2 separate regions of the Homo sapiens genome follow, and region 1 is linked to region 2. A link is an interaction called in ENCODE POLR2A ChIA-PET data of the cell type or tissue named here. Cell type or tissue: MCF 10A. All regions are shown on one strand.

The links. Peaks named below come from ENCODE experiments on the same cell type or tissue, not always from the same donor. Only the 100,000 strongest peaks of a DNase experiment are listed, where the experiment ranks them.
Region 1: POLR2A ChIA-PET joins it to region 2 with 5 read pairs; 2 of 35 experiments call an interaction of 5 or more read pairs at or near these places.

Annotation. Positions count from the first base shown.
Region 1 is chr4:148,724,845-148,732,844 of GRCh38, forward strand. The region is part of intron 2 of LOC107986195 (a long non-coding RNA gene); the gene reads left to right. Among named protein-coding and RNA genes, the nearest start is that of NR3C2, 290 kb to the left of the region's middle. In MCF 10A, no CTCF peak of the experiment used is centred here; no DNase peak of the experiment used is centred here.
Region 2 is chr4:148,809,316-148,817,315 of GRCh38, forward strand. All of the region lies in intron 2 of LOC107986195 (a long non-coding RNA gene), which reads left to right. All of the region lies in intron 6 of LOC105377481 (a long non-coding RNA gene), which reads right to left. Among named protein-coding and RNA genes, the nearest start is that of LINC02430, 340 kb to the right of the region's middle. In MCF 10A, no CTCF peak of the experiment used is centred here; a DNase peak (open chromatin) is centred at 4,906.

The DNA of each region.
Region 1 (8,000 bases), 84 kb before region 2:
GAGTGATCATAGCTCACTGCAGCCTCAATCTCCTGGGCTCAAGCAGTCCTCTCACCTCAGCCTCCCAAGTAGCTGCGATGACAGTTGCATACCAACACGCCCAGCTAATTTTTAAAAGTTTTTGTAGAGATGGGGTCTCCCTATGTTGCCCAGACGGGGTCTCCCTATGTTGCCCAGACTGGGTCTCAAATTCTTGGGCTTAAGTAATCCTCTTGCCTCAGCTTCCCAAAGTGTTGTGATTACAGGCATAAGCCATCATGCACCACCTCATGTCTCTTCTTTTAAGGGCACTAATCCCATTCATGAGGGCTCCACCCTCATGACCTACTTCCCACAGGTCCCACCTCCAAATACCATTACATTGGACATTAGACTTCAACATATGAATTTTAGGGGGAACACAAATATTTGGTGATAGCATTGATAAACAGTAAATATCGCTACAGGGCACTGGTATTTCAAGTTCTAAAGAGTATCTAATGGGTGAGTGTTAGATCGCTTTATATTATTTTTATAGATATGTACCTGTGCATTTCCATGATAATTTCAGGATAAATTGTTACACATGAAATTGCTGGGTCTAAGTAGGCACATATTCATAAGGAGCTGGAGCAAACTTGTTACCCAGAAAAAGATGAATTTATTTATAATTTTACCAACAATGTATAAAAAGCCAATTTCTTCACACCATTGCTAAACTTAGGTATTACAAATAAATACAATCTTTGCCAATTTGTTAGGTGAAAAATGTTGTTTCCTTATTTTCTAAATGTACACTTCATTAATAGTGAAATCATATGCTTTTATAGGTTTTTTATAATTTTGCCATTTTTAAATTGAAATTTTTGTCTTTTTGTCTTTGTATTGATTTCTAAGAATTTTTGAATATTAAACATTTACTTGGCATTTATGTTTAAAATGTTTTTTCAGTTTTTAATATAGCTTTAGTTACAAAAACTATGTTTTAAATATATGTATAATAAATATATCCGTATTTTCCTTATTTTTTTTTGCCTGTATGAGTTGATGGCATGCCTAGAAAACTTGTATGTATGCTAAATTTATGTAAATATTCCCCTATAATAATAAACATCTTGTTTTATTACTTTAATATAAATTCTTAGCCAATCTGCAATGTGATTGGGGATATGGTTTGAGGATAGCAATTCAATTTTTCACCCGAATAATAGATTGCTTTTCCCAATTCCATTTATTAAATGAATTGTTTTTTCTCCACTACTTTGAAGCATCATTTTTATCCCATACTGAATTCTTATGTGTGTTAGCATTTGGTCTGTTTGCAGACACAGACACCCTTTCCTGTTTGATTTAATTCTATGCCTCTACACTGTTTTGATCAGTGAAGATTTTAAAAACATTTTATACAATATATTCAGTTCTTAATTTGACTTTTTTATTTGGTTCGTGATAACATTGTTTTTGAGCAATGCAATTTTCTAAAATAGCTCTATTTGTCAAAACTACTTAACCTGAACACTTATTTTTGGGATATAGCTATAAATTGTTTTGAATTGGTATTATATTCCCATTTCAAACATTTATTTATGGCATATGTATTCATCTCCATAACTATATCAGGAATAGTTATTTAGTTTTAATTATGTTTAAGTAGTTTCAAGGCACTATCTTGCCACAATAGATATCATATTCTGCATTCTAGAGGTAAAAGACTCTAGATTTTGATCTTTTCTTAGCGGACTCACATTAGACTTAGAAGAATGTTTTATTTTGCAAAGGATCCATCAATAATTTTCTTAATTAGGTCCTGCACAGACATACACATAAACATAAATACACACTTGTATGTATATCTAAAGCTCTTGTCTATTGCTAGTATACAAATTCATATCTTAGCTGGGTATAGATTTTGGGGTGATATAAAACTTTTCCCTTAATATCTGTACATGTCACTTTTTAGTATAATTCTTAATTTTGGTTCATTACTCCAATGGCTCTAGTATACCATTTATCTTATCATGGAGGAGCATGTTTTTGTGTCTTATCTATTGCCTATCTTGGATTATTATTTTGTTACACCCCTGTAAAATGACTATTTTGATACATATACAATTATTAATTAGATCATTATTTTTGACATTTTCTGTCCCTGAATATACATCTGAGACTTTCCAAATTATTTTTGAGCATATTTTTTCTGTTTGTATACCTGTTGTTTTTGTAATGCAAAACCTACAAGAGAGTTTAGATAATTGGCATCTTTTCGTTAAAATTTCCTGCAGCACTTAGAGTGATTGCATTACCACACGTTTAGTGTGCTTGCACCTCAGTTTCAAACGATATTCTACAATTACATATATATTTTTTTCTTGTTTTAATTTTTTTCCTTGGCATTTTCATTTTTGATTCATTGCATTCGGAGTTATCTTTGCAGATTTGTGCACCTCATTGCTGATTTGATTTTTCTGTACTTTTCATTTCCTCCATACTGATTTTGATGTGGATTTTAATTCTTTTTTGGAACTGCTAATTTCCCCACATGATTCCCTTACTTCATGCAACTCAAGGCTTATCCCTGGATCTTCTCTCTCTGTACTTTTGAGATGTGCTCAGTTTTATTTCAGTTGATGTGGTATCATTTCACTTGTTTCTCTTATTTAATAGAGTGCATGCTTTCAGGAAATTTCTGATAACATGAAGCAATGCTTCCTTATACCTGTAAGTTTTCTGCCCTGTGAGTGTATTTTTTCTTCTTTCCTGTGTAGAATCCATTGAAGTTTTCTATTATTATTATTAATTCATATTTACCCATTCTTTTTTTTTTTTGAGTTGGAATCTTGCTCTGTCACCCACATTGGAGTGCAGCGGTGCAATCTCGGCTCATTGCACCCTCGGCCTCCTGGGTTCAAGTGATTATCCTGCCTCAGCCTCCTGAGTAGCTAGGACCATAGGTGCGCAACAATGCACTTGGCCGAGTTTTGTATTTTTAGTAGAGATGGGGTTTCACCGTGTTGGCCAGGCTGCTCTCAAATTCCTGACCTCAGGTGATTTGCCTGCCTTGGGCTTTCAGAGTCCTGGGATTACAGGCATGAGCCACTGCGCCCAGCCTTATATTTACCCATTCTTGAATGAAAGAGATTGATTCAAGCCCAATGTTTGTCATTAAACCATTTAGTTATTTGTGATTAAATGTCTCTTGTTAGATCTTAAGCTAGTATTTGGATGATGTGTAAAAGTATTAGCCTGATTTTGGATTGTGGTAATTCAGGTAGCATCAGCTCTGCTGAACTATAATCTCCTACTGTTTATACCGTGCTTAAGGAGGATAATTTTTTCCTGAATAACTTGAGGCATTTTATATTTCTTCCTGTGTTAGAAACAGTGCATATAGGCAATAATAGATACTGGGGACCACTAGAGGGAGGAGGAAGAGGAGTGGGAAAAGGGTTGAGAAACTAATTATTGGGTACTATGCATCATTACCTTGGTGACAGGATCAATGGTACCCCAAACCTTAACGTCATGAAATATACCCATGTAACAAGCCTGCACATGTACTCCTTAAATGTAAAATAAAAGTTGGAATTTTAAAAAGAAAAAAATATAAATAGTGCACCTCAATGCCCTGAACTGCTCTTAAAGTTCTTATCGTCTCTGTCCCTCTTAGTGCTGGCCTTATATTCCCCTGTACCACTTAAATCTGACAATTGTTATATGTTACTGAAATTGTTGTTATGAATAGAAGAAATGCAGGCAGGCCTGATGTGAAAGGGAGATGAATAGATTCTCTTGGGTGCTAGTGAGGACATTTGATGCGTACATGGATTAATATTCAAAATTATTATCCTGCCATGCTATTTGGTGTTACTGTTGCAATTTTGCACCTCTTTCTGTGGTGTCAGAGTGGGGACAGTGTTCTCAGAAGAGAGCACATGTGTATAGGCCAATGGGTGGGAGGGCCATTGTGGGCCCGGGGGCTGCTAGAAGATTGAATGTGCTGTGTATAGATGGGTATATATAGAAGGATGGGAGGAGTTGAGGCTGAGGAGAAGGTCAGGAGATTTGTCTCTATATATACCTGACTGTGGAGTTTAACTTTATCCTGATGGAGGTATTGAAATGTTTAAAGCAGGTTTGTGACGTGATGGGACAGAAAGATCTCTTTGACGAGAATGTTATTGGACTAGGGAGAGGCTCCAGGTGGGGAGACCACATAGGAAGTCATTGCAATCTTCTAGGCAAGAAAAAGATAACAGCCTGACCTAATAAAGCCACATCTGTAAAGTGGAGGTGCATACAGAGTCCAGAAATACTTAGGAGGAAAAATGAAAAAGACTTTGAGATTGGAATAGAGGGCAAGGGAAAGGGAAAAATTTAGGTTGATTCTTACACATTTGGTAAAAGTTACAGAGTCAAAGAGTGTGATAGACTGGTTTGTCCAGGCTGGGGTATGGAGCAAACATCATGAGTTCAATTTTGGGATTTCATTAGTAATTTTGTGTAGATGATTTTCAATGTAGGCAATGATAATTTTAACTTTAGTGGAACAAAAATGTTTCCAAGGACAAAATAAGCTACATTTTTAGTGAGCATGCACTGCCGATTTACACTATTTGGGTTATGATATGCTGTTGTTAAGCGCAATGAAAGGGGAAAATTAACTACCAAGATCAGTATTTAAATCAGGGTTGAGTTGGCAGCACACTGGAGTGAGAAGAGCTTAGCTTTGGAAGACAGGAAATTAATATCTTTGATCGGATTGTACTCATTAACAGCAAGATTGGGGCAAGGCACTTAGTCATTTGGTTCCTAGATTCCCTGTTCGTAAATGATAGATAATATCATCTCTCAATTATTTCACAGGGTCTTAAGATGTGAACTAGATAGCTGATATAAAATTGCTTCCATATGCTGCTTTTGTATCTGAAATGATGAGAAACAAAATATTAGATATTTGTTGGCAACTGCAAATTTGGGGCAAAAATTTTCTGATATACTACCCTATGATATAAATAAGACTAGCCTTTTGTGCATTTAATGTCACCTTTGAGTAAAAGTATGTTTAATTCAATTTTTTTCATATAATAATTTGGCTTCTAGAACATTGTAAATGTAAATTCTGACACATTACAAATAAAATAAAGCTAAATGGCAGTACTTAGTGCCAGAGAGGATATTTTTTGCAATCAATTTTTTAATTAGCATTTTCCTTTATTAAAAATACAAGAAGAGAGAAAAGAAAATAGTTTTGCATTCAATATTAATATAATTTTCAACTCCTGGCTATGATTTCATCATAAATATCACAGCCAAACTTCTTACAGAACTGAATACAGAGCATTTCATTTTCTTTCAAACAAGTTCACATAATTAAGAAAGTGTTTTTCAAATGAAATAGAATTATCTCGTTTACTCTGCTGTATTTACATATGTCTTTCATGAAGAGCTATTTGGCAGTAAATCTAGCCTGTTCTTTAAATAAGCATACCAAAATACTTCTTCAGAGTCTAAAGTTTTGCTAAGAGGAAAAAAAAAATCCACACCAATTTTGCCTCTGAAAAGATATTATCACTGCTCTTTTTGTTGGGCTAGAGACAAAATATTGGAGAAAATGGAATTTTACCAAGAAACAAGCTGTGAATTCTTTTCTACAGAATCTTATCCTAAAGCTTTTTGTCAACCAATAAAAATTAATGGATTAGGAAAAAAAAAACCCTACCTATTTGTCTCAAAGGATTTTGGAATAAAGAAACTGGTAATTATTTACCCAGTGGCAATCCTAGGTAATTCCCTTCAGGCAAAAATCCAAATAAAAGACTTAAACATTGTAAATTGTCCTTGTCACATGAAGCCCTACACATTCAAAACTCAAAACAAGTCGGCCCCAAATCTGATTGGTAGATATTATTAGCTAGTGTCCATTCAGTGCCTTAGTTTGGGTGGATTTCATTGTCAAGTTTAAATTTTGGGGTGTGTTAATATCTTACAGAGATTCTATTTTAACTTTGTTGGTGAAAAAAATGGAAGCTATTTTAACAGTTGAATGGTTTTGAGAATAACAACTTTTTAGCTTGTGTCTGGGTATCAAGTACATTCCTAAGGGTTCCGGGGGATTAGTCTAGTGGTTTAGAGCCTGTGTCTGGAGTCAGGCTGCCTGGGTTTCAATCCCGGCCCAGCCACTTAAGTAACCTGTGATCTGAAACGTATTACCTTCCTTCTGTGTGCCTCGATTTTTCTAATTAAAAGACAAGGGGAAATAATTATACTTATTTCATGGTTGTTGAGAGGATTATATGAGTAAATATATAAAGTGTTGAGAAACAGTTCCTGGCATATAGCAAGTACTCGGTACTTATAAGTTATTGTTATTATTATCAACTCAGACAGAATTGTTATTAAAGTATTAAGCTGATAAACAATGAAAAGAAATAGGTGCTGTTTGGCTGGTACCCTTGACATTGCAGGAATTTGGGGAAGGAATGCACGATGGATGGGGCTGTAAACAATGATCCCAAATGAACAGGAGCATCCCCTCCTGTTGCTTCGGGTTGATCTTGGAAAACCAAGAGGAGGAGGAGGAAGTGGAGGAGGAGAAGGGTGATACCACTATGTCCTCATATGTTGGTAACCTAAACAGAAACTTCAGTTTTTTTCTTATTGGTTTCTCAGTTCCAAGTGAAGTCCTCCTCCCCCATCCCTGCCCCTGAAAACTTGTAAAACCCACATGCCTCACTGGAGAAATACATGTGCCAAGTTGGAAATTTTAAAATTCAAACTCTAATTTTTTGCATACACATAAATTCTGGCAAATTTTGATGCTGGTAAAAAAACCCGCTTTTGCTGTTGGAATGTTATTATCACTCCAAACGATTGAACAGATTTCTTCAGCCTTTCTAAATATAATTATTTTTGAGAAGACAATAAGGATGAAGAATTTCTTCCTCAAGGTCATGCTGGGGGATGCTTAGAAAGTACTGAGTTTGTGCACATGAGGAAAAGAAAAAGTTTCCTCTCATCCATAATTTGCTATTTCATGTACTCCTTTCAAAACTTCCAATGAGACAACTTAGCCTTGACAAAATGAAGAATGAGTTTCCACAAGAACACATAGTCCTCACATAATCCTTTATGATAGGTAGTTTTATGTGTCAAATACAGCTGGGCAATAGTACTCAAACAATAATCTAGCTGTTGCTGCAAAGATGCTTTGTAGATGTGGCTAACATCTGCCATCCATTGACTTTAAGTAAAGGAGACTACCCTCAATCATATAGGTTCCACCCACTGAGTTGAAGGACCCTAAGAGCAAAACTGAGGGTTCCCTGAAGAATTCCAGCTGTGGCCTGCAGTATCAGCTCCCATCCAGGAGTTGCCAGCCTGCTGCCCTGCCCTACAAATGTCAAACGTTGCCTAGCCAGACCCCACAATCACATGAGACAATTCTTTGAAGTAAATCTCTTAAGATATATATCCCACTCGTTCTGTTTCTCTGGTGGAACCCTGACTGATACACCCATTATTCCAATTGTGTTATAAAATGCAAAGTGCATATTATGCTAGGCTAAGACTCTTTCCTTAAAATGCAGCAGTGCTGGCTGGGCATGGTGGCTCACGCTTGTAATCCAGCTCTTTAAGAGGCCGAGGCAGGTGGATCATGATGTCAGGAGTTCCAGACCAGCCTGGATGATATAGTGAAACCCTGTCACTACTAAAAATACAAAAATTAGCTGGGCATGGTGGCACATGCCTGCAGTCCCAGCTGCTCAGGAGGCTGAGGTAGGAGAATCGCTTGAACCCAGGAGGCGAAGATTGCAGTGAGCCCAGATCGCACCTGCACTCCAGCCTGGGTGACAGAGTGGGACTCCATCTCAAAAAAAAAAAAAAAAAAAAAAAAAGCAGCAGTATTATTTTCAGAAGAATTTGAACATCAGACATAGTTGTTTCTTAACTTTTTATTGAAGTATTACACACACACACAGGAGACACACATAGCAAATTGAACACACCTGTGTAACCAACAC
Region 2 (8,000 bases):
GATACTCTCCCAGAGACTTTCTAAGACACACCAGGCTATTGATGGGGAACTACAATAGCAGCTGCTTAGAGATATAGAGATGACCTATGCAACTTGTATCTTTGTAGCCAGCCAGTTATTTACCTAAGATTCTTTTCTTCTTTAAAATGAAGATAATAATGATTAGTTCAATAACCTGAGAGGCTGTTGTAAGGCTAAATTAGATAAAATCACTTTTTAAAGAGCTACAAATCATATTAGTATTTTGAATTCTAAAAATCAACGTGTTCAGTTCATGGCAACATGTGCAGAGAAATAAAACATTAAACAGGTTATTACAATGTAATAACTAAATTAAAACCCAATTTGTAGTCAAGTAAATGCAGAATTGATGCTGAGAAAGTCAAATCAGTGATGTAAAGGAAATTGGGAAAAGTTCCCCAAATGTATATTCTTATGCAAAAAAATGAAAATGATAAGATCAAAACGATAAATAAAAGAGCCATCCTTCAGCTAACAGATAAACCCTGAAGAAGAAAACAAATAAAAAGTGAATGAAACACTTATCAAAGATATACTAGAAGAAATTTATCTTTGATAAAAAATTATTCATTATTTCTATTTTCTAGTTAATACTGAAACAACAGTATCTTATCTATCTTGTATATCTTAGTTGTAAAATTAAGTAAAAGTTCCTGATGTTTTATGTGAATTTCTGGCTGTACAAGAAGACTACAGCTTTTTATAATTTGGGAATAGTTATAGTGCTTAATATTATTTGTGTAAAAGCCAAGCAAAGTTTAAGCACAGATGATTAAAATATCCTCCAGGCTAACTCCCATAAAATTGAATTAAAGCACTAGATAAAGCATTGATTTATTCCATATTGATATTAGTCATAAAAGTATGTGTCTCATACAGGAATACAAAATATTAGCCATAAGGTTATTAAGTGTCTAGATTTGATAACGTATATATTTAACAACACTTTTCATGGCTTGGAACAAATGAAGTTACCAAATCCTTGCCATCCAAGAAACCGATAATCTGATTGGGGAGAAGGATGTATGCAGGAAAAATAAAGAAATGAATAAGCAAAAATAAAGAAATGAACAAAGATCACATCTCGGCCTTTTGGCTGAGATCAAGTGTAGAAATTAACAAAGAACGGTATTAAAAGGTTAAGATATAGTCTGAATAAGGAATCAAGAAGTTTCAAAATTTTCTATTTGGCCATTGGTTATAGGAAAGGGGCAATTTCAAAGCATGTGCAGAATTATGACTGCTTTGAAAACATTCTTCAGGTTCTGGAGACTAGAGATAACTGTAATGGAGAAAGCTATTTTCGATGTTGTCATAGCAATGCAGTTGTTTCCTGTCATCCTTGCTCTTTTGGAATGGAGCCATTTGATGAGTTTCTCATGGTCACATTCTACCTCTTCTGCAGCAGCATCATCAGAATAGCTATTATTTGTTAGACTGTTATATAATTGCACCTAATATTTGCATTGTATGTATTCTATGCCAAGTCTATTATTTAATAATCAACATGTACTACTATTCAACATTCCTTATAGTAGCTCTATGAGGTAGATACTATATTTTTTCCCATTTAACAAATGGGGAAACAAAAGCAAAGAGAATTTAGGTAACTTGCCCAAGGTGAAAACTTATACATTACAACGCTGAGGTTTGAACCCAGGCAGTCAGGCTCTAGACTTTGTGCTCTTAATTGCTATGCTGCACTGCCTATGACCAAACCTTGTAATAGGTGCTATAGTAATGTTCACAAGAACCTGACAAGATAGAGATTATTATCTTCATTTTTATATGATGAGACTGAAGAAGGTTAAATTGCCAAAAGTCACAGCAGTAATAAGTGACAAAGCTAGGGTTCAAACCCAGGTTTGGGTGAATCCAGTGCCTGTTTTCAGGGTGAATCCAGTGCCTGTTTTCATTACCCAACACTGTCTCATATTGAATTTTAGAGAACATATCCTCTAGGCAGGAATTTCTGTCTGAACATACAAAAAAGTCATATACTATGAATATGTAATATGTTTTAGAAAGGTGATTTTTCTTTCAGGAGATCTATTTTTAAACATATTTTTAAAGCAGATTTGAATAGGAATATATTTAATACTTGGTAACAAAACCCTTTATTTATAAATACAAGATTGAAAAAGCTGCATGTTTCTTAGCTAGCTCCCAAAGGGAATACTGAGAATAACAAAAATAAAAGTTGTCTCAATAAGTTAAACCACAGACTTAAGCTACAGCAATTTTAGAGCAAATTAACTGTTATGTTTATTGTTTATCCTCTGTTAGCTAATATTAGAAACTCCTTTGTATATGTGGCATATAGAAATAAATGGAATTTGCATTTAAATAACTGGTTATATCAAGTCTAACAAAACATGTATTTTTTATTAGGTGTGGTTTCCAATGAAGAATATGTTGTTGAATCAAAAAGATAATTGGATCAGTGATCTTGAATCTTTCATAGGTGATGTTGAGTAGAAACCTCCATGTATAGTTAAAACTAATGACCTAGTAAGATGTGTGCTTCGAGTTTTCCCAGTGATATTGAAGAGTTTTTAAGTCATCATCATTCTCACTCAGAGGCTCCTGGTGTCTTGAAGTACCCATTTGTATGACAACTGGCTAACACCAAATTGTTTGTGGCAAACTGGATGAAATCAACTTGTCTGCCATATAAATTCATCTTTTGGTTTCACATTTCTCGTGACCATTTTTTATTCAACTCAGAATATCTTTTGATTTTATTAATTCACTTAGGCTGCTTGTGTGATTGTGAATAAATTTTTTAGTCTTAGTCCTTTTCTATGTATAAGGTAAAGAAAGCCACATACTACTTTCACCTGTTTTTTTTAATAGTAAGTTGAATTAATGCTTTTTTAAAAAGTGTTAGAAAAAAGATTTTTTTTTTAAGAAACCACAGTTCGCCTGTTCAAGTTTGAGCCAACTCAAGTTCTCTTTGGGTAAAAGCCAAGTGAAAATATGTCTCAAGTTTCTTACATGAAAGAAGCATATAAAGGCAGGAAATTTAAAGACGACCTAGTGATTTTTAATAACACAGGGAAATATTTGGTTGATTTTTGGTATCTTTTTCCCTTTCAAAAAATAGATTTAAAATACTAATAATGCCGGTTCAGTCTTCCTTTGAAAAGGAAAATGAGGGCACAGTGTTCACTTAACAATGGATGCATGAAAATGACAGCATCCTGGGGAGCAAGAGCAATGACGTAAATCTTTTAAAATGAGGATATTAGACACTTTTTCTTGACAGGCTAAAGGCAATGTGTACAGGGAATAATTATAATACCTCAGGAGGGTGAAAAGCTGAAGTGGTTTGTTGGAATAGATATTACCAGGACATATTTTTTTTTCTGATGCTTCCCAAATAAAGGATTCAGTGTGTGTCAGCTGTTGATTGTTTAAAAAAGCTATACACATTTTAATTTAACAGAATATTTATTTTATTCTCTGATTTAATAGTTGGCTGTTTTTTGAAGGAATTATATGTGCCTATACTCTTCTGGAAAGTTTTATCTTCTTTCTTCTATTTCTAGCTTCATAACTGCCGCAGTGGTCTTATTCGCTTTCTTCAGCCATCTCACACGTATCTGATGCACAGAATACTATGATGCTCCTTATTACACACGACATGCAAGTATAGAGATTGAAACTTCAGTGGCGTGAAATTCCTTTCTTAGAGCATTGTGGATATCACTAATCTTTTGGGTAGCATTGCTGAGAGCCATGCTTGTCTAAGCTTATGAGGAATCTCCCACAGTGTTAAAGAAGTCAAAACAAGTCAAGAAAAAAAAATTGAATTAACTTTCATCTCTCTATTAATGGGTAAATGACTTCTATCTGAACTTCTCAACTTCTATCTGAAAATTTTTCTTTTTGGAACTTGCTCTTAATTTCACAGCACCTAAAGAGTCCCTTGAGACCAACTGGTACTTGTAAAGTTCCATTACAACAATGAACAAAATAATGACATAACCACTCTTAAAAAAGTCAATGGCTATTGAAAACAAAATATTTGGTGAAGTCCCTGTACAAAATCATCATCTCATTTTGTCCTGTAATATATGCCACATCTATTTTTGAGTTAATACATTCAGTTTCAGGTAGTTCTAAACTTTGAAGTCTAGCATTGATGACTGAGCTTGAAATCATACTCTAGAATTGGATGATGAGCTCACATAAACCCATTTATGTTGGAGGAAAGGGGAAATGGAGAAGAATCTCCACCAGCAGAGACAGTACACAACATACTTTCATGCACACTCACAATTTGTGATTGTCATGGCCAGACCAAAAAAAGGTTCCCAACCTCTCTCTCATCCCCTCCTTCTACAGCAGATTGTTTTGTAGGCTTAAGCTAGCCTTTTATTATAGCTGCATTAATTGCTAATGCTAGGTGAATAGTACTCTCCTTGACTCTGGTGTAACCACTTCAGAGGGGAGAGGGGACAGGGTGTAAAAAGAAAAAAGCATCATCATTCTTTCAATTCACATGTGTGTAATAATTAAACACTTTGAGGGGAGCGTTCAGAAGAATATTAATAAATTCCCTTGAGAGTTCTTTTCAATAATAGGCAGGCTCTTTTACCTTTGGAATATTCCATGTGTCATTATTTTTCATCTTTAGCTTTCCTTTGGGATGCAATCATTGGCAGTTCAGACAACTTTCACATCAAAGTTTTCAAGTTGAAGGAAGTCATTTAAGTAAGATTAACCTAAGTAAGTACCATTTTCACTAAATCTAGAAGAAAAAAATCAATCATCTCTTAATACAAAGGTGTGTGTTTAAAATATTATCAATGAATGTTCACACATTAGCCAGAGAGAATCTTCCTGGCATGAGTCCAGGCTGTCTGCGTGAGTGAAAAGAGAACATTTTGTATTCTACCTGCCAGGTGAGAATCTGAGTCATACTTTCCCAAGTGGTGTTTTTGGAGACAGAGCCAATGAGGAATTTAAATTTTAGAAGTTCCTCCTTCTTAATATAATGCATAAAATATTGACAGAGTGTGTAATATGAATGGTTTTTAATTCCAAGATATGGTTATAAGGTTTTAATAACCAATCTAGGGGAACACTAGCTAATTTAGAACATAATTCTTGGAGGAGTTTGTTATGCCCTTAGGGCTCTGGCTTTGGAGAGACCTTTGATAACATTTAGCATTTCTCCATTGAGACTCTTAAGTAGCTCAATCTGGGTAGCTTTGTGTTAGGATGTTTCATTTCATTAAAACATTCCTTTTCTTATTAGCATTCCCAAGTCTTTCTGATAGTTATAGAATGTGATTGGCTTAATAAAAGATTTTCTAGGAGACAGCTCAATTCATTAAATGGGATTTTTATCATCAAAATTAACATTTAAAATATTATATTTTGAAATAATTGAATGTGATGGATGAGTTAAATAGGCTGCATTTTTAAACTAACATTTTGGCTATGGTTTTGAAATTCAAAGCTTTACTTGTTTTGAAGTAAACATAGGTTGGGTGATTCTGTTGCTTAAATTATTTTCGACTCTTATCTATGCTTTAATCAAACTTGAACAGTTACAAATTTTCATATTACTATTCATCATTATTATGGGGGTCTCAGATTCGGTAAACTGTATACATATTCACCCTATTCTTCCCACTTTTCGTGTGAGAACACAATTGTTCACCTTTCTTTTGAAGCCTAATTTCAACTCAAACATCACAGTCCAGTAAGTGAAAAAAGTTTTCCATTTGCTACATCAGTGACAGACAATTCTTCTTAAGCTCCTTTACTTATTGTATTGCCTTGCTTAAATAGGCTTCCAACTGTGTTCACCTTTAGACCAAATATTAGCCTGATCCCTAAAGACTTCTATTATATGACCCCACTCTGCCCTTTCAAACTTAGTTCTCATGACTCTTCTATAAGAAACATGTACCATCAACAAAGCAAGCTATTCACTGCCCCCAGAGTACCCTGCATACATCTGTACATGTATGCTTTTGTTTTACATTTTACCCAGCCTTCATGATCTTCCTTTCCCTTTACATATACTCATTACCTTATTGAATCCACCAAAGAAACCACTTTTTCCAAGTATCTTCAGATGTACTCTTCTCATAGCTTTCTCTCTCCCCACTTTGGATTTCGGTAGCTGTTACGGTCTGAATGTCTGTGTCACCCACCAAATTCATATGCTGTAATTCTAATTTCCAATGGGATGGTATTAGGTGGAGGGGTCTTTGGGAGGTGATTAGGTCATGATAATGGAATACTCAAGAATGGGATTAGTGGCCTTTTAAAAGGGACCCCAGAGATTCTGGTATGTTGTGTCTTTGTTCTCACTGGTTTCAAAGAACATCTTTATTTCTGTCTTCATTTCATTATGTACCCAGTAGTTATTCAGGAGCAGGTTGTTCAGTTTCCATGTAGTTGAGTGGTTTTGAGTGAGCATCTTAATCCTGAGTTCTAGTTTAATTGCACTGTGGTCTGAGAGATAGTTTGTTATAATTTCTGTTCTTTTACACAAAGACACAATATACCAGAATCTCTGGGACACATTTAAAGCAGTGTGTAGCGGGAAATTTATAGCACTAAATGCCCACAAGAGAAAGCAGGAAACATCTAAAATTGACACCCTAACATCACAATTAAAAGAACTAGAGAATCAAGAGCAAACACATTCAAAAGCTAGCAGAAGGCAAGACATAACTAAGATCAGAGCAGAACTGAAGGAGATAGAGACACAAAAAAACCCTCCAAAAAAATCAATGAATCCAGGAGCTGGTTTTTTGAAAAGATCAAAAAAATTGATAGACCACTAATAAGACTAATAAAGAAGAGAGAAGAATCAAATAGATGGAATAAAAAATGATAAAGGGGATATCACCACCAATTCCACAGAGATACAAACTACCATCAGAGAATAATATAAACACCTCTATGCAAATAAACTAGAAAATCTAGAAGAAATGGATAAATTCCTGGACACATACACCCTCCCACGGCTAAATCAGGAAGAAGTTGAACCCCTGAATAGACCAATAATAGGCTCTGAAATTGAGGCAATAATTAAGAGCCCACTAACCGAAAAAAGCCCATGACCAGACAGATTCACAGCCAAATTCTCCCAGAGGTACAAAGAGGAGCTGGTACCATTCCTTCTGAAACTATTCCAATCAATAGAAAAAGAGGGAATCCTCCCTAACTCATTTTATGAGGCCAGCATCATCCTGATACCAAAGCCTGGTTGAGACACAACAAAAAAAGAGAATTTAGGCCAATATCCCTGATGAACATCGACACAAAAATCCTCAATGAAATATTGGCAAACCAAATCCAGCAGCACATCAAAAAGCTTATCCACCATGATCAAGTTGGCTTCATCCCTGGGATGCAAGGCTGGTTCAACATACACACATCAATAAACTTAATCCACCATAGAAACAGAACCAAAGACAAAAAACACATGATTATCTCAATAGATGCAGAAAAGGCCTTTGACAAAATTCAACAACGCTTCATGCTAAAAACTCTCAATAAACTAGGTATTGATGGGACGTATCTCAAAATAATAAGAGCTATTTATGACAAACCCACAGCCAATATCATACTGAATGGACAAAAACTGGAAGCATTCCCTTTGAGAACTGGCACAAGACAGGGATGCCCTCTCTCACCACTCCTATTCAACTTAATGTTGGAAGTTCTGGCCAGGGCTGTCAGGCAAGAGAAAAAAAAAAGGGTATTCAATTAGAAAAGGAGGAAGTCAAATTGTCCCTGTATGCAGATGACATGATTGCATATTTAGAAAACCCCATTGTCTCGGCCCAAAATCTCCTTAAGCTGATAAGCAACTTTAGCAAAGTCTCAGGATACAAAATCAGTTGTGCAAAAATCACAAGCATTCCTCCAAACCAGTAACAGACAAACAGAGAGCCAAATCATGAATGAACTCCCATTCACAATTGCTTCAAAGAGAATAAAATACC